Linked DNA regions of Mus musculus: region 1 is linked to region 2. A link is a loop called in an ENCODE intact Hi-C map of the cell type or tissue named here. Cell type or tissue: left cerebral cortex. All regions are shown on one strand. Links, peaks and the distances in the headings refer to the core of each region. The heading gives the core; the rest is flanking DNA.

The links. Hi-C counts contacts between places; a loop is a spot of excess contacts. Peaks named below come from ENCODE experiments on the same cell type or tissue, not always from the same donor. Only the 100,000 strongest peaks of a DNase experiment are listed, where the experiment ranks them.
Region 1: it touches region 2 in a loop (2.0-fold over the local background); 11 of 42 quality-filtered maps call a loop at or near these places.

The regions. Positions count from the first base shown.
Region 1 is chr17:24,630,506-24,639,579 of GRCm38, forward strand. Tsc2 (TSC complex subunit 2) reads right to left here and starts at 2,122. Exons shown (of 42, transcript NM_001286713.1): 1 at 2,033-2,122; 2 at 1,440-1,606; 3 at 408-494. The coding sequence starts at 1,577. Nthl1 (nth (endonuclease III)-like 1 (E.coli)) reads left to right here and starts at 2,177. Exons shown (of 6, transcript NM_008743.2): 1 at 2,177-2,349; 2 at 3,422-3,660; 3 at 4,220-4,390; 4 at 5,083-5,242; 5 at 7,919-8,024; 6 at 8,103-8,333. The coding sequence starts at 2,247. The coding sequence ends at 8,226. Slc9a3r2 (solute carrier family 9 (sodium/hydrogen exchanger), member 3 regulator 2) reads right to left here. Exons shown (of 7, transcript NM_023055.2): 7 at 8,777-9,074. In left cerebral cortex, for the core only: a CTCF peak has its summit at 4,432 (motif pointing right); DNase peaks (open chromatin) are centred at 2,158, 2,700 and 4,681; H3K4me3 peaks cover 1,690 bases; H3K27ac peaks cover 2,397 bases.
Region 2 is chr17:24,540,742-24,549,991 of GRCm38, forward strand. It overlaps Gm33508 (predicted gene, 33508), which reads left to right. Exons shown (of 3, transcript NR_169077.1): 3 at 5,313-6,038. It overlaps Pkd1 (polycystin 1, transient receptor poteintial channel interacting), which reads left to right and starts at 9,209. Exons shown (of 46, transcript NM_013630.2): 1 at 9,209-9,250. In left cerebral cortex, for the core only: a CTCF peak has its summit at 4,712 (motif pointing right); DNase peaks (open chromatin) are centred at 4,046, 7,945 and 8,277; H3K4me3 peaks cover 1,324 bases; H3K27ac peaks cover 1,380 bases.

The DNA.
Region 1 (9,074 bases), core at 1-8,000, 89 kb after region 2:
GGAATTCAGGGAAAGCTCATTTCTTTTGCTACCACCAAGGTAAGTCTCTCAGGTTGCACTTAGGGCATTTCTAGAAGCTTCCACATCATTAAGATGAAAGCTAAATTTCTCTAAAATGGTAAAAACTGCCTCATCACAAAGCTAGCTTTCTGGGCTATGCCTATAGTCCTGATCTACACTGAAGAGGCTGAGGAAGGAAGACCACATCAAGTTCACAGCGTATCAGCCTGAACCACACAGTCAATACCAGGCCAGTCAGGGCTACACAGCACATCTCAAAAACAAGAAAAGACAGCTCAAGGCAGCAGCCGCAGACTGGAGATTCTCTAGAGCCTGCAGTGGGCATGACTCTCTACAGCCTGCAGTGGGCATGCACTACTCCAGCAGTGCAGCTGAGGCAAACCCACCTCCTCAAGCTTCTTAGTTTTTGCCACATCACAGATCTGCCCTATCATTCGGATGCGATTGTTGAGGCCGCATTCACCACTCAGTTCCTAGAGAAGAGAAAAGAGGAAAAGGGCTGAGCTTTTAAAAAGAGGTCTTCTTACCCACTGGCCATAAACCACCTAACGTTGTTCTGCATTTCCCCTGTAAACCAATGGGGTTTCTTTCCTCTCTCTGTTTTTTTTTCTCTCTCTCTCTCCCTCCCTCGCTCCATCCCTTCCTCTGTCTCTCCAGCGTTTCTCTGTGTATCTCTGGCTGTACTGAACTTCCCCAGTGCTGGGCAGGATTAGCAGCATACACCAACCACCACCATCACCCAGCATTTTGTTTTGTTGTGTTTGGTTTGGTTTTTTAAGGCTGGATCTCGAGGCTGGTGAGATAGCTCAGTGGTTAAGAGCACTGACTGCTCTTCCAGAGGTCCTGAGTTCAATTCCCAGTAACCACATGGTGGCTCACAACCATCTGTGATGGGATCTGATGCCCTCTTCTGGTGTGTCATCTACAGTGTGTGTGTGTGTGTGTGTGTGTGTGTGTGTGTGTGTGTGTGTGTGTGTGTATGTTAAATAAATAAATCTTTTTTTAAAAGTTCCTAAAAAGAAAGGGTGGATCTCCAATTTAAAAAAGGAAACGAACATCTTTGAGGAGAGGAGGACCCAGTCTCACTACTGTAGCTCAGGTGGGTTACAATTATGTTGCCTCCAACTTCATAATCCTATCTCCTCTGCCTCTCACGTGCTGAGAGAGTACAGGGCATCTATCTACCATAACACTAAACAAAATAAGTTTTCATACAACACCTAACTTCTAAGGCAAGTGTGCTAAAGCAGGACACCAAGATCCTGAGGACAGGCATATATCTGTCTCCACAGTACTGGGGACAGCAGCCCTATGCAGATGGTTACCAGCAACCCATCTCCCACAGAACCCAATGACAGACAAACCCAGCCTTCCTAGCCTTTGTGCTGGGCTAGCCAAGACATTGGCCACTCACTCACTCTCAAGATTTCCGATGTGATGATAAACTCAGTCTGTTTGCCTTCTGCACACCTGGGATTTGGCCTCGATGTTCCCAATCCCAACAGTATCTTGAACTTCTCCTTCAAGCCGGAATCTTTGCTTGTTGGTTTGGCCATGGTGGGCAGGGCAGTACTAGAGAACTGCTCTGTGTAGAAATAAACATATTATTTGATACACCCCAGGAAAGGTTCTCCCTTCTGCCCTCGAGGCGAACCTCCAGAATCCTAGGTCAAGGGTAGGCAATAACCTGTCCTTCCTACAGCCTCTGGGGCAACTCAACTCCATGCAGGAGGAACTCAGCCACAAATCAACTCCGGAGGTATAGGCTTACTCTAGCGACCCGCCTGTTGATTGCCATTAGTTCTCCCTAGGTTAAGGAGGAGCTGTCGCGTGAATAGATGCAGAGGCCCGCTCACATTCGCAATGGAGGGCTTGAAGCGCTAGGACTTGTCAGCGGTGGGAGCGGCGGAGGATTGGAATCAGAACGACCAATTCCCCTCACCCCATCGCGACGCGACCACACAAACCATCGCAACCCGCCCCAGCAGTCAGAGCCTCCAGGGCTACTCACCCCGCGCGCGCCTTTCGCGCGCAGGTCCTCCTGCACCCAGGGAAGGGCGCACACCCCCGGCCCAGGGCAGCTGCCGGAAGCGCAACCCGTACTTCCGGGGGCGAGGCTTTGCTGACTATTTGCGTTGAGCTCTCTGGGAATTGTAGTTTCGCGTGCGCGTTGAGCAAGTGGTGGGATCGCGGGGCTGCTCGGAGGAGTAGTTTACAGCCCAGGCATGAACTCAGGGGTGCGGATGGTGACTCGCAGTCGGAGCCGCGCGACTAGGATCGCGTCGGAAGGGTGTAGGGAGGAGCTCGCCCCGCGAGAGGCTGCTGCAGGTAGCTCTGCGCCTGCAGGCGTTTTGGAGGAAAGGAGGAACGTGGAACTTTGGCTCCAGGCTTGCGTCCCGGGCCGCAGCATCTGACCTAAACTCTAGGCGCCGCGGAGTAGGCAGCTGCCTTGAATCTTGAATTGAAGCTACGCTTAAATCTCACGTGGCCCCACTTCTAGCTTCTTCCAAGGGTCTGGGACCCGCAGGGTCTGCAGGGTCCGTAAGACTGGGTTCTGGATGTATTCATCCACCCTTATCGCCAGTGAAAAGTTTTAGTCCAACCAGCCTAGCTTAGGACATTCACTTGCTCCAGGCTGTCCGTGGGACACAGCTCTGTTCTCAGAGCTGCCTCCCTCTCTTGTAGGGCCAGGCTGTGTGCCAAGAACACACCCAGCTAGAAGTCTTCTCTCCCAGCTGGACGGTGGTTCTGAAAGAAAACAGGCCCAGAGAGAAAACAGGAAAGGGCATGGCACTCATTGTGTTTGTCCTGTAGCCATTAAGGGCCTACTATGTGCCAACTAGTGGTACTCAGGGAGTAATTATCAGCCCGTCCCCGCCTGGGACTTAGACATAAGTGGCTAGAGCAGGAGTGTGCGTAGGCAGCAATGGTCTCCCAGAATCGGTTCAGTAGTAGAGATCCGCTGGGATCCAGGCTGAGGCTTGGCAAGGGCCAAGGGCCACAGAAAGTGTTGATACTGTTAAGGCAGCAAATGTTTTATAGTAGTAGAGTTTGGAGCTCATCCTAAATGCAACGATTTCTGAAAGGGGAGTTGCACTGTCCAGTTTGGGTGTGAAGAGAGAGGTTCTCTTGAATGTAACTCAAAGGACTTGGGACAAAGGAGAGAGGTTATATTATCCTAGAGGCTGTTACTAGTGTCGGTGTGCTAACAGGCACTTTGTCAGACTGTCATGTACTGTTGTGACAAGGGCAGAGCACAGCACTTCTGTACACATCGTGGTAGATAATGGACAGTTAGTTGCACAAACAAGTGTGGGGATGTGGATTGGCAGGTAAGCAGCACCCTTCCCCCACCCTCATATAAAACCCACTCCAAAGACTGAATGGCACTTTTTTGCAGAAGGAAGAAAAAGCCACAGGCCCGTGAGACATCCACGGAGAACACAGAAAACGCATGTGGCCTATGAAGCGGCTAATGGTGAGGAAGGCGAAGATGCTGAGCCCCTCAAAGTGCCCGTTTGGGAGCCCCAGAACTGGCAGCAGCAACTGGCCAACATCCGCATCATGAGAAGCAAGAAGGATGCACCTGTGGACCAGCTAGGCGCCGAGCACTGCTATGATGCAAGTGCCTCCCCGAAGGTATGCAACACCTCCGCCTATCCAGCAAGGTGCTTACTTCCTTTTAGGTCTCTACCAGAAAAAGAGCAAGACCTGCCAGCTCTCCCTGCTGCCATACAGGAGGATACATACATACATACATACATACATACATACCCAGGAAGATGCGCTCCTCCCATAACCTTAGAACATGTACAACGTACATCACCTGTCAATCATTGTGGCCACCGTGCATGGCAGAGTGTCTGAGACTTGAAGCCTCATGCACAGTGGTGGTGCATTTGGGAACATCCAATAATGCAGGAGAAGCAGACTCCCTTACATTGTGTTGGTTCCTTAGACTAACCATAGGGCTAACTACCTTCGGATCCTGGTATCCTGAGTATCTCTAACTCTGGCCCTTCTTGTCTATAAAATGAGTAGTGTTACACTGTAACAGTAGCAGCTAGCTATGGTCTAATATCCATCCCATACAAGGTATGATTCCAAGCAATTCATCCAAGCTTCGGCTACTCTATAGAAGTATGTGACAAGACAGATGGGTAAGGGACTTGACTGGGACCCGTCCTTGCACAAGCAGGTGAGGAGGTACCAGGTACTCCTGTCGCTGATGCTCTCCAGCCAGACCAAAGACCAGGTCACAGCAGGTGCTATGCAACGGCTCCGGGCCCGGGGCTTGACTGTGGAGAGCATCCTGCAGACCGATGATGACACGCTAGGCAGACTCATCTACCCTGTGGGCTTCTGGAGGGTAAGCATTACCTTTGGCAACAGAGCCAAGAGGGGGCACTGTTCTGAGGATGTGAGGCGGGCATCTCTGACGACAGAGACTCTTCATGCTTCTGACTTGCCACAGGTCTATCCCATGGGGCTAGTACCCTGCCCCTGAAGTTCCTGGGATGCACCTCTACACATCCCTTCATTTCTCTACCCTCCTACCCAGCTGCCTCCACTTCCTTTCCTTCCCTTCCCCTCCTAGGCTCCCCAGACTGTGTCACTCCACAGAACCCTGGGAGGTGGGTGGAACTGTGGGGAGGGCGCTTCCCCTTGGCACTGCGTGGGCCACCGTCTATCAGATTGGTTTTAAATAGCCCTCTCCACTCAGGCACAGGATGGGAACCACCCAGCTGTTCTGTCGGTTGCCTGGGGGAGTCCCAGGCTCCAGCCTTCCTTCCTGAAGGCCCAGGTGCTATTGAGTCTAGGTACTGCTTAGCCTCTGGAGGGAATACTGAGGCAGAGGACCCCAACTGGTTCCCACACACTAGGGGGGGGGTGTCTAGTTATGCGCTGGAGACCTGCCAGGAGTTCCTTCAGGCCTCTTTGCTGCCTTCTTCACCTCCTGGAGAGGTGGGACATAGGCAGGTGATCTGTGACGCTGGGCACCTATGGGTCCTCCCGATTAGGCTATGCCTTGCCCCAAGGCTGACCCACACCATCTTTCAGAACAAGGTAAAATACATCAAGCAGACAACCGCCATCCTGCAGCAGCGCTACGAAGGGGACATCCCTGCTTCCGTGGCTGAGCTGGTAGCCTTGCCAGGTGTTGGGCCCAAGATGGCACACTTGGCTATGGCTGTGGCCTGGGGGACCATATCAGGCATAGGTGAGTCGTTTGCGCCACAAGGAGGGAGAAGTCAGCTCTGAGCTTGATTCTTCTTGGGTTCTATTGGGGTTCCCCAAAGTTTTTGTGACTCAAACCAGAGTAGCAAAAGGGTATGGTCAGTGTTGAGCAGACTGACTGCTGGGTGCTGAAGACAAGAACTCAACGTTGGCCGGGTTCCATCTGCATGCTGATCTCTATGAGGGACTTGAAGCCAGCTGATGTGCACACACTGTGGAGCCTGACTTAGGGCTCTGGAAAACCTTTCGGTTTTGGTTTTTGGGGGGTGGTATTTGTTTGTTTGTTGGGTTGTTTTGTTTTATTTTTGAGACAGGGTTTCTCTGTGTAGCCCTGGCTGTCCTGGAACACACTCTGTAGACCAGGCTGGCCTCGAACTCACCGAGATCTGCCCGCCTCTGCCTCCCAAGTACCAGGATTTCAAGGTGTGCGCCACCACCACCCATCGAATCTGCCTCAGCTCCATAAATCCCGGGCTTATAATCATGCTTGACTGTGCCTAACCCCAGGAAATCTTTCTGAGGTCATGTTTCAGTTTAGAGTTTCTTGTGAGTTAGTGGGACCAAGAGGTGGAAGTGTGTCCCAGACAGAAGGAAGAGCAACCATAAAGCTGAGTAACGACACAGAAAGCTCTAGAATGGGTGAGGCAAATTGATGTCGTGGTGGAGGAAGAGGAAGGTGGTCTTGTGGGATGAGAATGGGCAGTGATGTCTGGCATCCTTTTTCTGAGTATCATCTGGTAGCATTTGAAGCACCTTGGTGTAGCTAGGTTGAAGACATACTCCCTGGGGCAGTGACAGAGGTGCTGCCTTCTCAGAGATTTGCCTAGAGTTGTCGGGGCTCCTGTGGTCACATTAAAAAAAACAAGATTTAGTCCTGAACTCTCTTTGGGCTCCCAACCCTTGGCTCCTGCATGTGCCCAATGGAGGGATTCCGTCAGAGGTTTCTAAGCTGGTAGGGCCTTTTAGCACTGCTCAGTGGGTAGAGGGCAGCTAGGGGCCCAGGGCTTTGACTGGAAGCTGGTGACTGCTTGTTGGCACTGAAGAACAGTGAGCATTGGAAGAGCCAGGCCAGGTAGGAAGTGGGTGAGGCCTCCCGCCTCAGTCTCCACTCCTCCCCTCCCAAAGCCACCAGCAGCCTCTTAGTTGACACTTGAGCTTATCTAGCTGGTGTCCTCAGCTGCCTGTGTCCCAGGAGTAGGAAGTGTCTTTGTTGGGTAGCTCTGTGGGGGAAGGGCCCTGCAGGGAATTATGCATGCAGTGGTCAGGACAAGGGCTGAGTCCACCCACTTCTCTGTAGTCTACCTGCTGTGAGAGCCCTAGGGTTGCCTCTTGAGGAGAAAATGTGTTCTCTCAAATGAAAAAGCTGGAACTCTGGAGTTCTGACCTTTGCAGCTGGGTGACCTTAGGTCAAACATAGGGCCTCTCTGAGCTTGAGTTCACCTCCAGTGAAGTGACTGCCCTCCGAAACACCACAAATGCATAGGAAGCCCTTCTGGCCAACATAGGAGGTTTATACATGTGGTCCTGCGTTGGGCCTCTGGGGTTCTAATGAGTATGCTCGCCTCTGTGACACGGAGAAGGAAAAGGCTTCCATGATATGGCCCCTCAGCCTGCACCTCCAGCCTTTTCCCCAGACAGTTAGCACCATCAGGGAGCTGGCATGGGGACTAGCAAGCTGTTTGACAAACCTTTGAAACAGAAAGGCAGGCATTGCAGTTGAGCAGGTGGCTTGGCAGGAGCCCCCAGTGAAGGCATGAGGCCGAAACCCTACAGTGGCCAGCGGATGGGAGCAGGGATTGGAACACAGCTGGAGCCACCCTGATCCTGCTCCCCATTCTGTCCCCAGTAATTTCGTAGCAGGTACCAGCTACCTCTGCAACAGTGACCCACAGGGCCAAGCTTCTGCCACCCAGTCCAGTGCTCAAAGCCAGTGGATAGCTTGGAAGGGGCCGTAGGACCCAGGAAGATGGAGCAGAGGAAGCAGAGGGAGGCCCTTTTCTAATCCAGGCCTCATTCTTGGATTTAGACTAAGTTCACACTTTGGGGTTTGAGGCTTGTTTTGTTTTTCCCAGGATAGAGGTGTTTTGTTTTTGTTGTTTGTTTGTTTGTTTGTTTGTTTGTTTGTTTGAGACAGCCTTACTCTGTAGCCCAAGCTTGCCTTGAATTCAGAGCACTGCTACTTAAACCTTTTAAGTGCTGGGAAGGAACCGCCATGCCTGCCTTACCCTTCGGTTGTTTCGTTTTGTCTTGTTTTGAAACTGGGTTTCTCTGTAGCCCTGGCTGTCCTGGAACTCACTTCACAGACCAGGCTGGCTTTAAACTCAGAGATCCACCTGCAAGCCTTTAATCTCATCACTTGGGAGGCAGAGGCAGGTGGATTTCTTGAGTTTGAAGCTAGGCTGGTCTACATAGTAAATTCTAGGAGGATAGTCAAGGCCTTGAAGAAAGACCCTGTCTCAAAAACAAACAAAAACCAGGCTGCTTACACGCCAGATTGAGGGCTCACTCAGACAGCCACTGCAGATACTTACTGTACCTTCTCTCATGGGAGGGACCCTGGGCTGTCACCTAGCCACACTTGCTTAGGACCGGGGACTGGGATAGGGACACAGCCCAGCTGGCAGAGTGCCCTTGGTCAGCCTGCCTTGTCTCCAAGCAGCAGTGGACACACATGTGCACAGAATAGCCAACCGACTGAGGTGGACCAAGAAGATGACCAAGACCCCAGAAGAGACACGTAAGAACTTGGAAGAGTGGCTACCCAGGTACAGTGTAGCTTGGTGAGCTTGGGGGAGGGAGGTGTCCTGCTGTCATCCACACTGACCTTTCTCTTACCCTCACAGGGTGCTGTGGAGTGAGGTCAACGGACTACTGGTAGGCTTCGGCCAACAGATCTGTCTTCCTGTCCATCCTCGATGTCAGGCTTGCCTCAACAAGGCCCTGTGCCCTGCTGCCCAGGATCTCTAAGGGCCATAGGGCTTCCTCTGGCTAGTGTCTGTGAGGTGCCTTTGTGGGGCGGGGTGGTAAACTTTGGGGGGTGTTTGCAATAAACCTGGGAAGTTTTTCACAGTTGATTTCTTGGCCCGTTGGCTTCAGATGAGGCGAAAAAGCATGTGTGTGATGCAGTGTGTCCGCTCCAATCCCATGTGGGGGCAGGATCGTCTGAGAGACTGCGTGGGGACAGTGAGGGAGGGAGGGATGGGAGGGGAGCATAAACCGAGGAGGGAGGAAACAGAGCCAGCTGCAGCCAGCTGCTGGGAAGCCTATGGGGGAAGCATCCCTGTGAACTCTCACACACTGTCCTGCGGCCCAGCACTCCTCTGGACCTAGCTTCCAAACTCACACTTGGCCTGTGCCTGGAACCCACCCCATGTTAACAGAGGAACTCTAGACTCAGGACTTGACACAGTGGGAGGAGAGGATGACGTTGTTCCTCACTCACCTAAAGGTCGTCTGGAATGGGCCTTACTCCTCCCCACTACCCCTCAACTGAAGATTCAGAAAACACACAGGCGCCAGAGTTCAAGGCAAGGCCTGTTTAATTTGAGGGCGCGCGTGCGCTATGGCTTATGAGGCAGACTGCAGTGCCAGTGAGTGAGTTTGGGGAGTCAAGGGTGGAGGGTAGGAGCCAGGTAGGCATAAGGCAGGGGACAGGCCCAGGAGCCCAGGATCATACCTGAGAATGGCTCACACAGACCCACGATTCCAGGCCCTGGAGCTGCAGAACAGGATAAGGGGCTTGTCCGGAGGCTGCCCTCTTGAGTCATGGAACACCCATCCTCTGGCCCCTCAGAGAGCCTAGGCTCTGCATTCCA
Region 2 (9,250 bases), core at 972-8,971:
ATCTGCCTGCCTCTGCCTCCCAAGTGCTGGGATTAAAGGCGTGCGCCGCCACACCCTGCCAGCCTGGTCTTAAACTCCAAGATTTGTCTATTTCTGCCTCCTGAGGGCTGGCCTATTTTCTTGTATGGCATGAATACTGTGATCCTAGTTCATGTTTTCCTGTTGTTCCTGTGTTTGTGTGTGTATGTGTTCAATTTATGTGTATGTGTGTTTTGCTAGCATTTATGTCCATGTACGATATATGTCCCACAAGGTCAGAAGAGAGTGTTGGATCTCCTGAAACTGGAGTTACAGACCATGGTGAGCCACTGGATGGGTCCTCTGGAAAAGAGCCGGTGCTTTTAACCTCTGAAACATCTTTCCAGCCACTCATTTTGTGTGTTTTGTTGGCCCTACTGATCTGCTCTTTCTCTTCCTTCCTTCTTTTTCTGGTTTGAATATTTTCCTGAACTGATCGGGTTTTCTTGTTTCTTTGTTTCCCTTTCTGGTTTCTTTTATATTATTAGTTACTATGGTTTGTTTATCTATCTATCTATCTATCTATCTATCTATCTATCTATCTATCTATCTATCTATTTTAAAACCCCGATATTTTGGGTATGGTGGCACACAGCTGTAATCCAAGTATCCTGAAGGCTGAGAGAGGAGAATGGCTACAAGCACGGACTGAGCTGTAAAGTGAAACTTTGCTTCAAAAAAAAAATTACCAGCTGTAGCTGTTTATGCCTTTAATCCTAGCCTTGGGAGGTAGAGGCAGGCTGATCTCTAAGTTTAAGGCCAGAGTGGTCTACAGAGAAAGTTCCAGGACATCCAGGGCTACATAGGGAAACTCAGCTCAAAAAGCCAATAATAATAATAATAGTAGTAGTAGTAGTAGTAGTAATAGTTAATAGAGCCAGGCATGGTGGCACATGCCTTTAATCCCAGCACTTGGGAGGCAGAGGCAGGCAGATTTCTGAGTTCGAGGCCAGCCTGGTCTACAAAGTGAGTTCCAGGACAGCCAGGGCTACACAGAGAAACCCTGTCTTGAAAAAGCAAAAGAAAAAAAAATTAATAGAATCTAGACGTACATAATATACTATGCCTTTAATCCCAGCACTTTGCAAAGGCAGGTGGATCTGAGTTCAAGACCAGCCTTGTCTACAGAGCTAGTTCTAGGACAGCTAGGATGACACAGTGAAATCTTATATGTGTATAAAACAAAACTAAAAGTGTCTGTGTAAAAAAAATAATTCAATTGTTTGGATTTTTTTTGTTTTGTTTTGTTTTTTGTTTTTCGAGACAGGGTTTCTCTGTATAGTCCTGGCTGTTCTGGAACTCACTCTGTAAACCAGGCTGGCCTCAAACTCAGAAATCCACCTGCCTCTGCCTTCTGAGTGCTGGGACTAAAGGTGTGTACCACCACGCCAGACCCTCTTTTTTTTTATTTTTCTTAAATGTGATTTTCTACTTTCTTTTCAAAATGCCTTCTTTCTTTCTTTCTTTCTTTCTTTCTTTCTTTCTTTCTTTCTTTTTTTTGATTTATTTATTTTATTTATATGAGTACACTATAGCTGTCTTCAGACACACTACAAGAGTGCATCAGATCTCATTACAGATGGTTGTGAGCTACCATGTGGTTGCTGGGAATTGAACTCAGGACCTCTGGAAGAGCAGTCAGTGCTCTTAACCACTGAGCCATCTCTCCAGTGCTAAATTCCATTTCTTTATTATGATGATGATGATGTGTGAGAATGTGTATGATGTGTGTGGGTATTTGTGTGAATGTCAGAAGACAGCTTCATGGAGTCAGTCTGTCTCCCCACCTTTATATAGGTCCTAGGGATCAAACTAGAGTCACCAGGCTTGTGTAGGAATGCCTTCACCTGCTGAACAGTCTTGTAGGCCCTAAAAGACGTATAATTTTTTCGAAAGAAAAAAAAAAAAGCCAGTCTTGTCTACACAGTGAGCCAATACACAGTGAGACCCTCTTTCTTTCTTTCTTTCTTTCTTTCTTTCTTTCTTTCTTTCTTTCTTTCTTTCTTTCTTTCTTTTTTTTTTTTTTTTTTTTTTTGGTTTTTCGAGACAGGGCTTCTCTGTGTAGCCCTGGCTGTCCTGGAACTCACTTTGTAGACCAGGCTGGCCTCAAACTCAGAAATCCACCTGCCTCTGCCTCCCGAGTGCTGGGATTAAAGGCGTGCATCACCACGCCTGGTTAAGATGTATGGTTTTTAAGACAAAACAAAACAAACAAACAAACAAACAAAAAACAAACCATACTTATTAGGCTAGAGAGATGGCTCAATGGTTAAGAGCACTTACTGGTCTTGCTGGGTTTCTGGTTTGGTTTCCAGCATCCACATCAGGTAGCTCACAGACAATGATAACTCTAGTTTCAGAGGTCTGACGCCTTCTGGCCTCTTTGAGCAAACTACAGGCACACCTATACATAAATCAATACATCTTTTAAAAACTTAGGGGACAAAATGATGGCTTGGCAGTTAAGATCACTGGTTGTAGTCAGGCAGTGGTGGCACACACCTTTGATCACAGCACTTAGGAGAGGCAGAGAAACCCTGTCTTTAAAAAAAAAAAGGCTGGGCACTTGTGGCACTCACCTTTAATCCCAGCATTTAGGCAGAGGCAGAGGCAGGTGGATTTCTGAGTTCAAGGCCAGCCTGGTCTACAGAGTGAGTTCCAGGACAGCCAGGGCTACACTGAGAAATTCTGTCTCAAACAGCAAACAAACAAAAAAGTATGCTCTTGCAGAGGACTTGAATTTGGTTCCTGCACACTGACTTCAATTTTGGAGGATCAAATGATTCTTTTGACCACTGTGGGTACACTGAGGTCTGAGTACACACACACACACACACACACACACACACACACACACACACACACACACACAAATCATAAATTAAAAAAAAAAAAACAGAAAATAGCGGGGCGTGGTGACACATGCCTTTAATCCCAGCACTCGGGAGGCAGAGGCAGGTGGATTTCTGAGTTCAAGGCCAGCCTGGTTTACAGAGTGAGTTCCAGAACAGCCAGGGTTACACAGAGAAACTCTGTCTCAAAAAAACTAACCAACCAACCAACCAAACAAACAAAAAAACCCAGAAAACGTACTGTCTGGAAATGGGATGAAAGGCATGCAGTATCATATCCAACCATAGCCACTTTCAGGTCATTTAGAGATGATTAGTCTAGGGCTGCATGACATGCTTCTTTAATCCCAGTATTCCAATTCCAGGCCAGACTGGTCCACATAAGGAGATCCATAAAGAGGGGGTAGAAGCTGGGTATAGTGGCACACACCTTTAATCCCAGCGCTTGGGAGGCAGAGGAAGGTGGATCTCCAGGAGTTTGAGGCTAGCCTGATCTACATAGTGAATTCTAGGATAGCCAGAGCTATATAGTGAGACTATGGGTTTATTTTTTTTTTAGATTTATTTATTATTATACATAAGTACACTGTAGCTGTCTTCAGACACACCAGAAGAGGTTACCGATTCCATTACAGATGGTTGTGGGCCACCATGTGGTTGCTGAGATTTGAACTCAGGACCTCTGGAAGAGCAGACTGACCCATCTCTCCAGCCCTGAGACTATGTCTTGAAAGAACAACAATAAAATAATAATGATAATGAAAATGATGATAATAGTAATAAAAAAGAGAGTAGAGCTAGATGTGACCTTAATTCTTGGCTACTTTATTGGGTTCTTATATCTATCACCCTCCTCTACCACAATCCCTTCCAACCTCCTGACAATAGGTAGGCTAGAAAGGTGAGAGGGAGAAGGGGGCATAGATCTCTTTAGAGTACTTCCGGCTGACTAGGAGCATTGAGCTCCTTGGGATAAGTCCAATCTTTGTAGTCAAGATATCCAACTTCTCTTCTCTTTGTTCATGACCCTCTTGACAACCATAGCAGCAGCGGCGGCGCAGGGAGCAGCAGCACAGGGAACAGCAGCAGCACCGGGAGCAGCAGTGGCACATGGAGCAGCAGTGGCACAGAGAGCAGCAGCGGCACCGGGAGCAGCATCAGCAGCAGAGGGAGCAGCAGTGGCACATGGAGCAGCAGCAGCACAGGGAGCTGCAGTGGCATAGGGAGCCGCAGCGTAGCAGGGAGCAGCAGCAGCAGCACAGGGAGCAGCAGCACAGGGAACAGCAGCATAGCAGGGAGCAGCAGCGGCGCAGCGAGCAGCAGCACAGGGAGCAGGGAGCAGCAGCAGCAGCAGCAGTACAGGGAGCAGCAGCAGCGGCACAGGGAGCAGCAGCCTCCCCAGGCCCTCGTGCTCTGGCACTTTTATACCCTCTCAAGAGTCCGCAAGAGCCGGGTGTTGTGGCGAGCACCTTTAATCCTAGCACTCAAGAGGCAGAAGCAAGCGGATTTCTGAGTTCAAGGCCAGCCTGGTCTACAAATCACAGTCAGCTGCTATGGACAACATCTGGGATTAAAACAAAAGCATGGGGCTGGAGAGATGGCTCAGTGGTTAAGAGCATCTTCCAAAAGTCCTGAATTCAAATCCCAGCAACCACATGGTGGCTCACAACCATCCCTAATAAGATCTGACACCTTCTTATATTTATAAAATAAAGAAATCTTTAAAAACCACAAAAGCATATTTACATAACATAAATATTGTTGGTTTGTCTGTTTGATTAAGATATATTTATTTATGTATGAGTGCTCTGTCTGTATGTACACCTGCACACCAGAAGAGGGCATCAGTTCTCAGTATAGATGGTTGTGAGCCACCATGTGGTTGTTGGGATTTGAACTCAGGAAGAACAGACAGTGTTCTTAATGGCTGAGCCATCCCTTCAGCCCCCCTGCCCCCATAACTGTGTCTTTATAGAAACCGAAATTCTCACTCTAGCTGGAGAAATGACTCAGCCGTTAATATACTGTCTGTCCAGAAGACCCCAATTTAGTTTTCTGCACCCATGTCAGGTGTAACTCCAGCTCCAGGGGATCTTACACCATCTTCTGGTATCTACACACATGTGGGATGCACACACACACACACACACACACACACACACACACACACACACACACACACAAATGAATGTAATAAAAATAGATTTTTTAAAAATGTGGAACTGATTAATCTGTTTTCCTCATTTTGAGACAGGATCTCATTATGTAGAGTTGGCTGGCCTAGAACTCGCTGTTTAGAGCAGGCTGGCCTTGAGATCTGCCTGCCTCTGTTTTGGAGTGCTGGGATTAAAAGTGTGTACCACTTTGCTTTGTTGTTTTCTTGCGGGTGTATCTTTTTGTGCTTTGAATCTTAAAAAAAAAAACCCTGTCATCTGTCTGCAGAAAAGCCTGGCCTTTGAATATGACCCTGTCTGCTCTTCACCTGCTGCCTGGAACATTTCTTGACTTCTGCTTCTCCAGACATCTCATTTTGTAAAGGAGCAACGATGGTCTCAGTTGCTAAAGCTGTTGAAATTCCACAGAATACAGCAATGAAGAAGTGGGCGATACCGGCCCTTTCCTTCCATCTTCCAAGATGTCCTCTGCTCTCCTGTTCAACCTCTCTGCTGGCACGCTTCCCTTAGTTTGTAAACCCTTTCCCATATTAAGAAAAAGACTTGGTTTTGCTCTGTCCTTTGCTCTTCCTCTTCCCTGTACAGTGAGGCTTTCCACGACAGCTGACCATAGGCCATGTTTACAATCCTCACATGCCATAAACCTGCTGGCATGTGGCTTCCTGCCAAGTCTTCATTTCAAAATGCCTTCTATAAAGGTCACTTCTTGACACCTTTCCTTTAGCAATGCACAGGTTGACATAGTAAGGGCCAGGGCCAGGGCCAGGATGACCTTGGAGAACCCTGTCTTCTGGGTCTCTGACGGACTTGAGACAATTGCTCTGTCTACAGTAGATGGCTGGTAGGTGTGTGTCCTTTCTCCCATCTCCCTGGGGTACTCATGGCCAGTGGTTTCAAATTGTCTCTGGAACGTTCTCCATCTACAATTCTATATTAGTTTGTAGCTTTTCTCTTTTTCTCCCTTTCCTTCTGTCTGTCTGACCTTTTTTTCGAGACAGGGTTTCTCTCTGTAGCCCTGGCTGTCCTAGAACTTACTTTGAGGACCAGGCTGGCCTTGAACTCAGAGATCTGTCTGATTCTGCCTCCCAAGTGCTGGAATTAATGGAGTACACCACACACTTGCAAATGTATACACATGCACACACAGAATTAAAAAGATATTTTATTTTATTTTATTTATATATTTTTTGTTTGTTTGTTTTTTCAAGACAGGGGTTCTCTGTATAGCCCTGGCTGTGCTGGAACTCACTCTATAGACCAAGCTGGCCTTGAACTTAGAAATTTGCCTGCCTCTGCCTCCCAAGTGCTGGGATTAAAGATGTGTGCCACCACGCCCGGCTTAAAAAGATATTTTTTGAGAGATGTCTCACTATATAGCCTTGGCTGGCCAGGAGTCAGCTATGTTGACCAGGCTGGCTTTAAACTCAGATCTTTCCTTTGCCTCACCAGTGTTAGGGTTACAGAGTGTGCCACCACTGTGCCTAGCCCTATAAAATAAATTATATATATATATAATTTGGTGGTATATGCCTTTAATCCCAGCAGAGGCAGGAAGATCTCTGTGAGTTTGAGGCCAGCCTGGCTACACAAAGAAACCCTGTCTTGAAAAACAACAGCCGGGCAGTGGTGGCACACGCCTTTAATCCCAGCACTCAGGAGGCAGAGGCAGGCGGATTTCTGAGTTTGAGGCCAGCCTGGTCTACAAAGTGAGTTCCAGGACAGCCAGGGCTATACAGAGAAACCCTGTCTCAAAAAACAAACAAAACAAAAACAAAACTATTGCTGTGTGAAGTGGTGTACACCGTTAGTTCCAGCACTCTAAAGGCAGAGGGAGGTAGGTTTCTGTGAGTTCAAGGTCAGCCTGGTTCACATAGGGATCAGCCAGGGCTACATGGTGAAATATTGTCTAAAAATTAAAAAAAAAAAACACAAAACTTGCCTTATCTGTAAAGCATAACTGTTAATCAGATATGATGGTTTAAACCTGTAACCCCAACATTCAGGAGGCTGAGGCAGGAATTGTCTTAAGTCTGAGGCCGAGCCTGGGCTACAGTGTGAGAAAAATACAACAAAACAAAAAACCCCAAATGAGTTAGATGTGGGGGAGAGCATGCCTTTAATCTGGAGGCAAAAGCAGGTTCATATCTGAGCTCCAGGCCAGCTAGGGCTATCTAGTGAGATGTTGTCCGAACCTGCATGCATGAACACACACATGCACACACATACTAACATAAAATTGAGATACGATTCCCCAAGCGTGATATCTAGTATTGTTTTTAAGAATATTTAAGCCAAGCCTGGTGTCACTACTCATTAATCCCAGCTCTCAGGAGGCAGAGGTAGGTAGATGATCTCTGTGAGTTTAAGGCCAGCCTGGTCTACAGAATGAGTTGTAGGACATCCAGGACCACTATACAGTCAAACCCTGCCTCAGAAAATTAAAAAAAAAGTTATGTTTTTTGTATGGGTATTTGTTATTCTCATCCATGAAGGAGCTGAGAGAGGTTAAAAGGGTGTCCTTGGAAGTCCTGTGAGAAATTAATTAAGTAGTCTGGTCAGGAGCTTTTAGGAACCTCTCACTCTAGAGTACTGGCCTGAGAAGCGCATGCTACCATGCATGCTCTGTGAGTTGGTTTTGTTTGTTTGTTTGTTTTTCGAGACAGGGTTTCTCTGTGTAGCCCTGGCTTTCCTGGAACTCACTCTGTAGACCAGGCTGGCCTTGGACTCAGAAATCTGCCTGCCCCTGCCTCCTGAGTACTGGGATTAAAGGCGTGTGCCACCTCACCCGGCTTCTGTGCGTTTCAATATATTTAATAAGGCTGTTCATTCACTCGTCTAATTACGGAACAAACATGCTTATTGGCCCCAAAGAACGTCCCACCCCTTTCCTCCAGTCTCAAGGCACTCATCAACTTCCTGTCTTTGTGGACTTTTCTCTCCCTTTTTAATTTAATTTTTCTTTCCCTTTTTGAATATTTCCTGTGTAGTTCTTGGTATTTGGACGTCTAAACATTTTTTTCAAGGATTACTCCCCGGTGCTATGGTTGGAGTCTTTTCTCTCAATTTAATTTTGTCTTTAGCTCCTGCGCACAAGGATCTACAGTACCTGGAGACTGAAGCCTGAGATGGAGCTGCTTGGCGGGTGGGCGGGTGGTACAGCGTCTCCCCAGCACCTCCGCAGGGTGGTCTGCGCGGAGTGGTGGAGGGCACGGCGCTAAACTGCACCCACTCCAGGTGAGCTCAATCTCATGCATCACTTCTGAGCCTCTGCAGCATGCTCTGGCAGAGGTCCATGATATGACGCAGCAAGTATTTATTGACTCAGGTCGGCGGTACTCTCCAGGGTCAGAGAAGACTTGCGAAGTGGAAGCTCGCACAGCTGGCACCCAGAAACTGTAGGTCGCAGGGTTTTTTGTTTTGTTTTGTTTTTTTAATTTATTATCAGTGTAGAGCGCATGCTATGGCCAGGGTGTTGCGGCCAGAGGACAACTTTGTATAAGTTGGATTTGTGTACGTGGATTTCGGGAGAGGACTCAGCTGATTAGGCTTCCTTTATCCGCTAACCGACCCCCCACCTCCACAGGGTTTCTCGGTATATCCCTAGCTGTCCTGGAACTCACTCTGTAGACCAAGCTGGGCTCTGAACTCAGAGATCCACCTGCCTCTGCCACCCGAGTATTGGGATTAAAGTCTTTGCCACCACCACCCAGTGCTGAGCCCTCTCTTCTGCACCTACTAGTGTTTTTAATATTGTGACTGTTGATTGCAGAAGGCTAGGAGCGAAGAAACCTACTGACTCCAAGAAGGCCTCAACAGCCAGAGGACTTCAAGGGGGAACTCGGGAAAGCAGGGTGAATAGCCATAAGCTCTCCAGCCGTTGTGGGTAGGGGACAGCCTAAGCGGGCAGCTGCTCAAACCGCAGCCTGACTCGGGGCTCGAAACGCCGCAGCAGAGGGGGCGGAGCTTCCTCCACCTTCAAGCCTGGTCTGCAGCAGACCCAGCGGTGCAGAAGGCGGGGCCTCCGGAGGACTCCCCTCCCGTGAGACCCCGCCCACCAAGGCTCACGCTCACTGGGCGGAGCCTCTGAGGGCGCCCTTCCTTCAGGCCCCGCCTACTGCAGGATCTGCAATGAAGAGGGCGGAGCCTGTGAAGGCCTTCTCTTCATCCAGTCCCACCTACAGCCAACTTGGAAGCGCAGGGGCGGAG